Linked DNA regions of Mus musculus: region 2 is linked to region 1. Evidence: chromatin loops called from intact Hi-C (ENCODE). Cell type or tissue: gastrocnemius. All regions are shown on one strand. Links, peaks and the distances in the headings refer to the core of each region. The heading gives the core; the rest is flanking DNA. Region 1 has its middle 8.1 kb from the start of Gm33041. Region 2 has its middle 48 kb from the start of 4921525O09Rik.

Evidence for each region. Hi-C counts contacts between places; a loop is a spot of excess contacts. Peaks named below come from ENCODE experiments on the same cell type or tissue, not always from the same donor. Only the 100,000 strongest peaks of a DNase experiment are listed, where the experiment ranks them.
Region 2: it touches region 1 in a loop (2.1-fold over the local background); 2 of 42 quality-filtered maps call a loop at or near these places.

Annotation. Positions count from the first base shown.
Region 1 is chr13:52,212,096-52,217,479 of GRCm38, forward strand. No RefSeq gene overlaps it. Among named protein-coding and RNA genes, the nearest start is that of Gm33041, 8.1 kb to the right of the region's middle. In gastrocnemius, for the core only: no CTCF peak of the experiment used is centred there; a DNase peak (open chromatin) is centred at 2,929.
Region 2 is chr13:52,142,089-52,147,472 of GRCm38, forward strand. No RefSeq gene overlaps it. Among named protein-coding and RNA genes, the nearest start is that of 4921525O09Rik, 48 kb to the left of the region's middle. In gastrocnemius, for the core only: no CTCF peak of the experiment used is centred there; no DNase peak of the experiment used is centred there.

The sequences.
Region 1 (5,384 bases), core at 219-5,218:
GAAGGGCAAAGATACTGAATGAAGGACCACTCCTTAGGGATAAATGGCGCCATCACTCCATAAGGGGAAAGTCAGAAGTGAAGACCATCTCTGAAGTGAAGCATTATTTTTTTTTTCTAATAGCTCCACTGCATATACTTGGGAAACAGGCTACAGTCATCCAACTGAGCTGAGCGAACCAAAAACTAAGCAAGCAATAAGAACTCTGTCCACAATGACTGTGTCTCTAGATTGCCTACTTCTGACATCTTGACTTCTCTTCACTCGGCCATTTCCCCACTAATTCTCTGATGCAGATACAGAGACTGACCTTATTCTCAGAAACCATAAAGACAGTCTCAGTGAACACATCGGCACCCTTTATAAAATTGAACACTGTGAGAGTGTGTGTATGTGTGAAGGCCAGAGGTTAATCTTGGGTGTTTTTCTCAATCACTCTCTGTCTTTGTTGTTGTTGTTTGGTTTTTGAGACAAGGTTTTTCACTGAACCTGGGACACTCTGATTCAGTTAAGCTGACTGCCAGGCCAGCATCAAGGATCCCCCTGTCTCTGTCTCCCAGTTCTGGGATTGTAAGTACATACTGTTGTGTCTAGCTTTATTTATATGGGTTCTGTGGTACTGAACATGGGTTCTCTTGGTTGCACAGCAAATACTTTATCAACAGAGGCTTCTCCAAAGCTTAAGAAATGTCAGCCTTCTAGTTGAACCCCCTAGTAACTTCTCCCCTGCCTCCCACGCCCTTGAGCCTTGCTATCAGGCAATGGGCAGCTCCACAGCACAGGGATTTATAGAGAAAGAATGCTCTGATGACCTTAAAGTGCTGGCCTGCTGGAACTGATGGATGAATCTTCCATACCCATGGACCAGCCCACTCAGGAGCAGTGATACTGTGTGGGCCTTGGATGCTGTGCTCATAGCCACTGACAGAGGGCACGCACTTCAGAAAACACCCTTGCCATACTTCTTAAAGGCTTGGACCCTCAGCTTCCCTCTGTTTGATCTGACGCTGACCAGAGGCCAGTAACATGAAGCCTTCATGTTCCCCAGTGTCACAGTCAGCTGCAGCTGGCAACTTGGAACAACCTAGAGTCACCTGAATGAGGAGTCTCAGCTGAGGGGTTGCCAGGATCAGACAGACTGGCCATGTCTGTGAGAGACTGTCTTGATTGCTAATAGATATGGAAGACCCTCTGTGGAAGGTGCTATTCCCTGAGCGGGTGGTCCTGGGTTGTATAAGGAAGATAACTAAGATGAGCCAGGGAACAGGAGAGAGCAAGCAAGCAGTGTCCTCCAGGGATCTGCTTCAAATGCCTAATTAAGGTCTTGCCCTGACTCCCATCACTGGTGACATGAACGTATACACCAAATGAACCCTTTCTTCCTCTAAGTTGCCTCTGGTTAGTGTTTTATTATGGCAACAGAAAGGACATTAGGACAACCTGCTTACTGAATAAACTGGGCTCAGCGAAATCCCAGGGAAGCGGTCCCTCCTTTTGGGGACAGGGCCTCTGCTCCATCTAGTTTGTATCGTGGGTAGGAACTGAGGCTGCTGTGCTGTTCAATGATAGCAAGAGTCTCACCTTAGACATTGCATTGCTCAATCCGGCGCAGTGACCAAAGCCCAGATTCTGTCACATTAAAACACTGTCTTCTGTGCTTGCTTCAGGGCCAGAGAGTGTATGTGATACTCTTTGTCTCCCTTCTCCCTACTGTCCAGTGCCCAAGTCAGAAAATATGGTACCAAAGGTTGACAGTCTGCCGCTTGCTGCTTGGTTTCATAGACTTGCCTGTTTCTCCCCAGATGGCAGGGTTTCTTGACTGAGTATTTTTCTTGGGCTTCTTTGTGGTAGACCATGATAATCATGAAATGTGACTGTTTCTAAGCCTCTGTGGTCTTCTGACTGCCGTTGCTTCTGTTCTTGTGATCTTTGTACCTACCTACGGTAAGTAGATGTCGCCCAAGGTTTTGTTTTGGTGAGCTGTCAACTTTTGTGTCCAAGTTATGATAGTTTCTGAAAATAATAAGTTCATTTTTCCCCTTTAGAAGTCTCAGATACCAGCATTCAAATTCTTGCTTTAAAAAGATTTCTTATATGGCCTTTGTTCCCTTGGCTTTTCCCTTTTTAATTTTCATAATTTTCAGTCTTTTATGTTTCTTCAGCTAAGGTTGTCAATTTAATTCCCTTGAGAAATGAGTCATTTCATTTTTCCTTCAAATTTACTAGCTAATAGTTTGATGTCCCCCTGTGACTATCACAGGTCCTATGAACCAGCAGTCTATGATCAATCTCTTCCAATCATCTATCTATAGTCAATCATTTTATCTATCATCTAATGTATCTATCATCTATGTACCTATCATGCATGTATGTATGTATGTATGTATGTATCTATCTATCTATCTATCTATCTATCTATCTATCTATCTATCTATCTATCTATCATCTACAATCTATCACTTATCTATTTATCTATCACCTATTTATCCATTATTCATCTATTATCTATTTGATTTAATTAAGTGTAAGTGTCCATTTACTGGCAGACACATCACTGTAATAGAAGAGCAGCGGATCCCTGAACACCCATGGCTACCAACCAGCCCTGCTCGTCCATAGGAAACATGGTTTTGATCAACCTTAATGTCCATTTTTAACAGTTGGAAGTGATCTTTATTTTGTAGCGTGGGATTCTTCCATGATGACGTACTCACACACATAAAAAGGAAAACACTGGTGGAGATGTTCCCCAGCTCCATTCCCGCCAGCGCCCGAGTGAGTCATTTCTGGAAGCATCTCTGTTATCTCTCCAGTCTCCTTGTGTATCCATCCCTCCCTCCTCTATAACTCTTCTGACCCCTGGGTTTTTCTCACAAGGGACATCTGGTCCTGTAGCCAGAGTCTTTAGCAGACTCCTTAAAATGAAAATGGAAATCCATATGGTTCCATGTGTTGTCCTCCAAGTGTGGGCCTTCATCCAACGTCAGTGGATGACAGCTCAGTGGGTGACAGAGTATGTCCCCTCCAGGAATCCTGGTGTAGTTTTGAGACTAGGCTTTCTTGTAAGTGCATCTCTATGTGTTGGGCTAAAATGATTTCATGTCCTTTTACATTAACTTACTTTTATTTTATGTGTATGGGTATTTCAACTATGCATATATCAATGCACCATATATGTGCCTGGTTCCCACAGAGGCAAGAAGAAGGTGTTATATCCCTAGAACTGGGGTTTCAGATCTGTGGCCCTCCTGTGGATGTCGAGAATCAAACCCAGGTCCTCTGGAAGAGCAGCAAGTGCTCTTAATTGGTGAGCCATCACTCCAGCACTTTGCTTTGGTGTCTTGTCACCAAGGTACTGGTCTAATGACCTTTGGCTTGGTTGTTGTAATTCCGAGTTAAGGTGACCAGAAACTTTAAAAGGCACCATGATCCTTGGCGGAACCGCAGACCCAATTCCTAGGACAACTTTAAAGATGAGTTGTTTTGTCCTTAGCAGATGGTGAGCAGATGGCATAATCTTTCCCTAATGTGTATGGATTTGAGGTCATTGTGTAAAAGCGACATCTGAATCACTGCTGTGGTGCCCTGTCACCCGGCAGAGCTGTCGGGTTTTGAGTCTGGGGGACTCTGGTTTTATAGATAACTACTGTCCTAGCTCAGGGGGAACATGTCCCCACTCTACTCATAGAGGACATGAGTAGACTATACACAGACCCTGCAATAGTCCAAGGGTCTGCACAGTCTTGCATGTTGCTTGCTGAGGGTCTTCGCCCTGGAAGTTAGGGAAGGAAATCCGTAGTGAGCAATACTGGCCTGAGCTTGGGAGGGGATTAGCATCCTGTGGCCAATGGAAATAAGACCATTGTCAGTGAGAAGATTATTTGGAACATTGAACTTGGCCGATGTGAAGTTGTTCACTTAGCCACCCTCTTCTGGCCTCTTCTCTTGTTTTCTTTGACCTTGGTCTGGGTTCCAATCCCCAACCCTCGGACATTGGTGGCACATGGCTGCCATGAGAGACAATACTGGGAAGCCATGTCCAGGCTGGGTTGGCACCACAGTGTTTGGGGGTGGGAATGGTTATGACTATAGAGGGCATACAGTTCTGCACATCAAGCTACCACAGCCTCTTCTTCCAATATCTCAAGACAATTAGCAAGAAGTGAGACATTCTGCTGTCAGAATAAAACGTTCTTGGATGGGTCACACCCACATCTCTAAATAGCCCATGTTAAACCTACAACCACACTGACAGCTGTATCTTCGTAAGGGTGTGTGTATGCATATGGATGTGCGTGTGCGTGTGTGTGTGTGTGTGTGTGTGTGTGTGTGTGTGTGTGTGTAGACTAAGCTTGACATTGGGTATCTGTCCTGGTTGTTCTGCTCCTTTAATTGTGAAACAACCTTAGCCGCTGATCCTGAAGCTTAGTATTTGGCAAGGTTGGCTGGCCAGGAGCCCCTGCAGAGCTGAGGTTACAGGCACACACATCACCACAAGTTGTTTCTAAATATTAGTTCTGCATCTCAAATTCAGGTCCTCACACTTGGAAGGGGGAGTGCTTGACCACCCGGGATGTGCATATTCTTGCACACACATATTTTTAAAGGGAGACTGAGGAATGGAACTGTCTTCTGAATGCAGTTTGCTGGTGAGAGGCCCAACCCATTACCAGCACTGGACAGTAGCAAGCTTTGCAGTCATTTCCAACTGAGTAGCTGGTGACATGGGCTCTCAACCTGGTGGTGACTTGTACACCCCCAAATCTTAATCAACAAGTTATAACTGTGCACATTTATGGAGTACTACGAGTTCTTTTGATACATGTGTGCATTACATAATTTTTAAACCAGTCTGAGTACCTTATGCAATGAACAAGTCATATATTGATCTCTTTAGATACTTATCATTAAAATACTGTCAACTCTCTCCAGATGTTCTCGTAGCTTACCCCACAGATGTGGGGTAATATGTATTTGGCATCACTGCCCACTTCTCTGCAGCAGAGTACCAGCATGCCTTGCTCCTGTCTCAGTATAACCCTGTGCCTGGTGCTCAGTCTCTTCCTGCTTGCTCTCTCCTGCTCTCCTCTCCCCAGCCTCTGGTGATCATCGTCCCAGTCTCTCCTATGACATCAACTTTCAGATTCCACATGCACTGAGATCATGCCCCATTTGTCTTTCGGTGCCTGGTTTGCCTCACTTAGCCCAAGGTCCTCCTGTGCAGTCGGATTTGTCGCCAGTGACAGGTTATCAGCCTTTGTGGCTGAACCATGGCCCATTGTGAGCACAGGCCACATTTTTCTTCATCCGTTCATCAAGTGTGTCCCAGATTTTAATGAGATTTTAGACCATTCTGGAATTTGTGACATTAAAGGTTGTGTGTA
Region 2 (5,384 bases), core at 313-5,312, 70 kb before region 1:
TTACTTAAAGCAGTGTGATGGTTTGTATATGCTCAGCCCAGAGAATGGCACTATTAGAGGGTGTGGCCCTGTTGGAGTAGGTGTGTCACTGTGGTTGTGGGCTATAAGACCTTCACCCTAGCTGCCTGGAAGTCAGACTTCCACTAGCAGCCTTCAGATGAAGATGTAGAACTTTTGGCTCCTCCCACACCATGGCTGCCCGGATGCTGTCATGCTCCTGCCTTGATGATACTGGACTGAACCTCTGAACCTGTAAGCCAGCCCCAATTAAATGTTGTCCTTTTAAGAGTTGCCTTGGTCATGGTGTCTCTTCACAGCAGTAAAACCCTAACTAACACAGAAGTTGGTACCAGGGACAGGGACATATTGCTGTGAGAGGCCTGACCATGCTTTTGTTTGGAGGAATGTGGATTTTGGGACTTTGGATCTAGAAAGCAGTGGAATGCTTTAAATGGAGCTTAATGGGCCATCCTAGTAGGACTATGGAAGACTGAGAGTGATTTGAATTGTGCTGACCTGACCCAAGAGGTGTCAGTGAAGAATTTCAATATGAGGCCTAGAGAATAATTTTGTGATACTTTGGTGAAGAATGTGGCTACTTTTTGCCCTTGTCTGAAGAGACTGCCTGAGGCTAAGGTGAAGAGACTCAGATTAATTGTGCTGACAAAGGAAGTCTCAGAAACACCCATCATAGACTTTGTTCTCTGGTTAACTCTCATGAAGAGCATTTTAAACAAGCGCAGCAAGCTGAGAATGGAAAATATTTTATATGTTGTTTGATATTAAAGGGGCACCAGGAAATGATATGGAGCTGAATCCTGGGTTCAAGGATATTAAATTGCTGGGCAGTGGTGGCGCACGTCTTTAATCCCAGCACTTGGGAGGCAGAGGCAGGCGGATTTCTGAGTTTGAGGCCAGCCTGGTCTATCGAGTGAGTTCCAGGACAGCCAGGGCTGCACAGAGAAACCCTGTGTTGAAAAACCAAAAACAACAACAACAAAAAGAAGATATTAAATTGAATTAAGGGAGTAGTGATTTTGGGGCTAGATCCTGCCCAGCCAAGTATAGGTACAGGCATGGTAGTATAAGCCTTTAAACCTAGGAGGCAAAGACAAGCAGATCTCTGAGTTCAAGGCCAGCCTGGAGCAAGTTCTAAGTGAAGAATAATTTAAATCCAGGCATGGTAGACCACACCTTTAATCCCAGTCCTTAGGAAACAGGCATGCTGATCTCTGCGTTCAAAGTCAGTCTACAGAGCAGCTTCCAGGACAGCCAGTCTTAGGCAGTGAAGGAGTTGGAAAACAGAAAGGTGGTGATAATATAATAGAACAAGGGAGCCATGTTCCAGCCCCAGCAAGCAGCAGAACTTGGCAGCTTTGACAGTGTGTCTCTGGCTTTAGAGTCCAGAATAGAAGGGATTACTGGGACAGTTGATGCTGGCTAGCTGGAGTTAAGAAATTAGTGGTGATTAAGAAGAAACGAGCATCACTGAGGTGAAATCTTCTGGGAAGAGTTTTCTGAGAGCATAAAGAAGCTGTGCTCCAGAGATAGCCAAGGCTGTATCTTGTGCTGCAGCTGTACTTGGTAATATGGAAGAGCCACCAGGTGGTACTGGTTTTGAAGGCATGAAGACATCATGAAGAGCAGTTGAGGCTTGATACTGTGAGAGGCCATGGAAGGCCATTGGTGAAAGTGCTGCCTCAGTTGCAGTTGATGGCCCAGGACTGAAGGGGACATGCAAAGGAGTGGAGGCTTGGCACCATGAAGAAAGTCTATGAAAGGCTATTGATGAAGCCTAGTTGCAGCAAAAGACTCCAGTATATTGGAGATGCCAGTATCATGGGATGATCACCAAGAACAGCAGCAGCAGTGGAGTAGATCAACCTGAGCTTAGAGTGCTACAAAGGGCAGAGCCGGAGAAGTGATGCCAGTCCTTTGGAATAGCCCAGAAGATCATGTGTGGATGTTGAAACAAGAAGCTGTAACACTGAAGTTGCCTTGGAGCCTCCAAGATGTTCCAGATTCCAGAGCTGTGGGCTATCTGCTGAGGAAAGCTGCTAACAGGGAGTGGAACCAGCCTAGGAGAAAGAACTTTGTTGCAGTCAACAAAGATGAAAAAGGAGTTGGAGATCTGAAGACCACTTTGAAGTCAGCCATGGTGATGCAGCGTTTGGAGTTTGCCCAGCTGGTTTCCTGTCTTGCTTTGGGGATTACAGCTAAGTGATCAGATGAATCTCAGAAGAGACTTTGAACTTTGGACTTTTAACATTGTTGAGACTGCTTTAGACTATGAGGACTTTAGAAGTTGGACTAAATGTATTTTTCATTATGCTATGTTTAGGTATGGCCCCCACAGACTCATGTTTCAACAAGCCTATGTGGGCCAGGAAGTGGAATGTGATGGTTTATGTATGCTTGGCCAAGGAGTGGCACTATTAGGTGTGGCCCTGTTGGAGTAGGTTACTGTGGGTGTGGGCTATAAGACCCTCATCCTAGCTGCCTGGAAGCTAGTATTCTGCTAGCAGCCTTCAGATGAAGATGTAGAACTCTCAGCTCCTCCTGAACCATGCCTGCCTGGATGCTGCCATGTTCCAGTCTTGATGATAATGGACTGAATCTCTGAACCTGTAAGCCAGTCACAATTAAACAATGACGTTATAAGAGTTGCCTTGGTCATGATGTCTGCTCACAGCAGTAAAATCCTAAGACAAGCAGTTTTGAAATAAAGTTTTGAAGTAGACAGTGAAGGGCTGTATATTGTGAGGCCAAGATTTTTTCTAGTCTAAACAGACTGTGGAGTTTCTGAAACTGTGTGCAGACATCTGCAAGTGGACTCCATTGCCAACATTTGATTCCATGCTATAAGGCAGAGATTGTATTTGCCCAGCCAATATCTGATGTCTTCCCTCCTTCCTGAGACACAAAAGTCTTATTGCAAATATAACAACAACAACAACAACAACAACAAAAAACCCAGGCACATAAAATCAATTCTCTCTCTCTCTCTCTCTCTCTCTCTCTCTCTCTCTCTCTCTCTGGACTGAACTCAGGGCTCCAAGCATTAAGCATGCTAGGTGGGCACTCTACCACTGAGTCCACATTTCTTGGCCTCTGTTGCAACTGGTTCTGGTTGGAGCTTAGAGCTGGCCATAGAATGTAAGCAGCAGAAATAACAGTTTCAAGTGCACCTTGGACGAGAGACACATCACTCATTTTCTGTGATCTCTGGGCACCAACAGTCATCCTGAACCATAAGATTGCCTTATTGGAAGCTGTTCACAAAGGATGCTGGAACGGAGCATCAGGAGCAAGCCAGGACTGCTTTCTTAGGACTTGTTTATGTGAGATAAAAACATTCCCTACCTTCTTTAACCTGCCACTTCCACACTTCTGTTTTAAGTGGGTGAATCTTATCATAACTGATTCCCGCCACTGTGCTCAGAGACAAGAAATGCCACACTCTTGACCCCGTACCAACCAACGATACATTTTAAGTCTCATCAAAATAGTAAGAAAGCCAATCGCATCTATGTGTGGAGGTGCTGAGTGAGGATGATTTCTGGATCTTGCGCTGTGCGGAGGACACATCGTGTCTCTCCATTGCTGTAAGGAGAAGAGGTTAGGCTGAGCTCACATTTTGGGAGAGCCCAGTCTACAGCACAAGGCAGAGCCCTGAAGCCAAGAGCAAGAAGAAGAGAAAGACTGGCAGGGTGGGGGTTCCCCAGTCTACCGCAGGGCCAAGCTCTCAGTGACTCAAGATCTCTTGGAAAGTGCCACCTCCTAAAAGCCCTGTTGGGTGAGACTTTTCCTGGGGAGGTGTGACACAGAAGTCTAAGTAAGGGGTCACTTAAAGAAGCATGGGAGACTCGAAGGCATCTGGGTCACTGGAATTCCCAGTCTGGCATAATGACAACTTACATTCATGGCATCTTGCACACCTTACATCCCTGGATGCCTCTGCACAGTTCGCAGGCAGCTCCATGTGTTTGAGAAGTGCTTTGCAGCTCAGCTGGCCAGGCTCCTCTCCCCGCCCCCCAGCAGCTGCTTACTGTTACTATAAAGCTGGGGAGGGGGGGCGTGAGAATCTTACACCTTTCTGCTTTCCCAGACATGTGGAGTTTATTTACTCACTGGGTCTCATGACCCTCCACGCTCCTTTTTGGAATGTTTCCCCTCAGAGGAATTGCTGGGTGCCCTGTCTGCAGTGACTTCTGCTCTCTTTTGCCACATGGACCCTAGGGAGAACTCTATGGTCCAAACTTCTGTCTTTGGGCCGATGATGGTAGGAAAGATACCTATTCAGAGGAACTGAGCCAAACGGAGCACCCAGGCTTCACATGGGCACAGAGATCTTTACCCACACATTACTCTACCCACTCAGGGTCCTTTGGGTTCCAGCCCCTTTCTCTACCTCTCCTGATGTAGGAGTGCTTCCCCTTGCCAAGGCCCCAGAAGTCCTTCTGTTCTACACCCTGTACTTCTGCCCACCCTGTCAACCTATGGTCTAAGGGCAGATGGGCACAGAAGAGAGGACATTCATCCTTGGTCAGAGTATCTGCCCTTCCACCATGTGCATGCATGGGATGGCTCCACATGTCCACAGGTCTACAAAGGCCTAGAAGTTCTCAACCTGTTGGTTGTGATCCCCCCATAAGGCTCCCATATCAGATACCCCACATATTAGTTATTTGCAATTTTACAATTATTTACAATTAATAACAGTAGCAAAATTACAGTTATGAAGTAGCAGTGGAATAATTTTACGGTTGGGGGGTCACCACAACATGAAGAACTGTATGAAAGGGTGGCAGCACTGGGAAGGCTGAGAACCCTTGGCCTGCATGGATAGGAAGTCAAGAATGTACATGAGGCACCCGGAGTTAACATGAATCATCCCTCCAGTTGAGATTCTGAGAGGTTAAACCTAGGCTTTCCCAAGTAAGTGCTTGTTAATAAGTTATTCTATTTGTTTTTAAAATTAAAACCTTGTTAATATATTTTCTCTTTGTCATCAACTCTCTTTGAGAATATCACTGATTGACACTTCAATGTTCAACTAGACCTGCCCTGTTCCTACAGAAGTTAGCAGCTTGGAGAACTGAGAGCTAAGCCAGACAGAGGAAAGGATAAAGAAGAAAATCAAGGGGATTTAAGACAGGCTTTCCAGCATCTGTGGTATTGGTCTGAAAGAAAGCTCAGGAATGGCTTGCCTTCCACATCAGACAGTTAAAGTCATCGTAGAAGTCACTGTGTCCCTGTTAGATTAAAAAAAAAAAAAAGAGCAGTAACTAATGTGTGTCGCCAAAACAGAAGTCTGAGCTCCTACAGTCTGATGTTCAGATCTGGAGGGTGTTGACTGTGCATCAGTGCTCCCAATGTCCCTA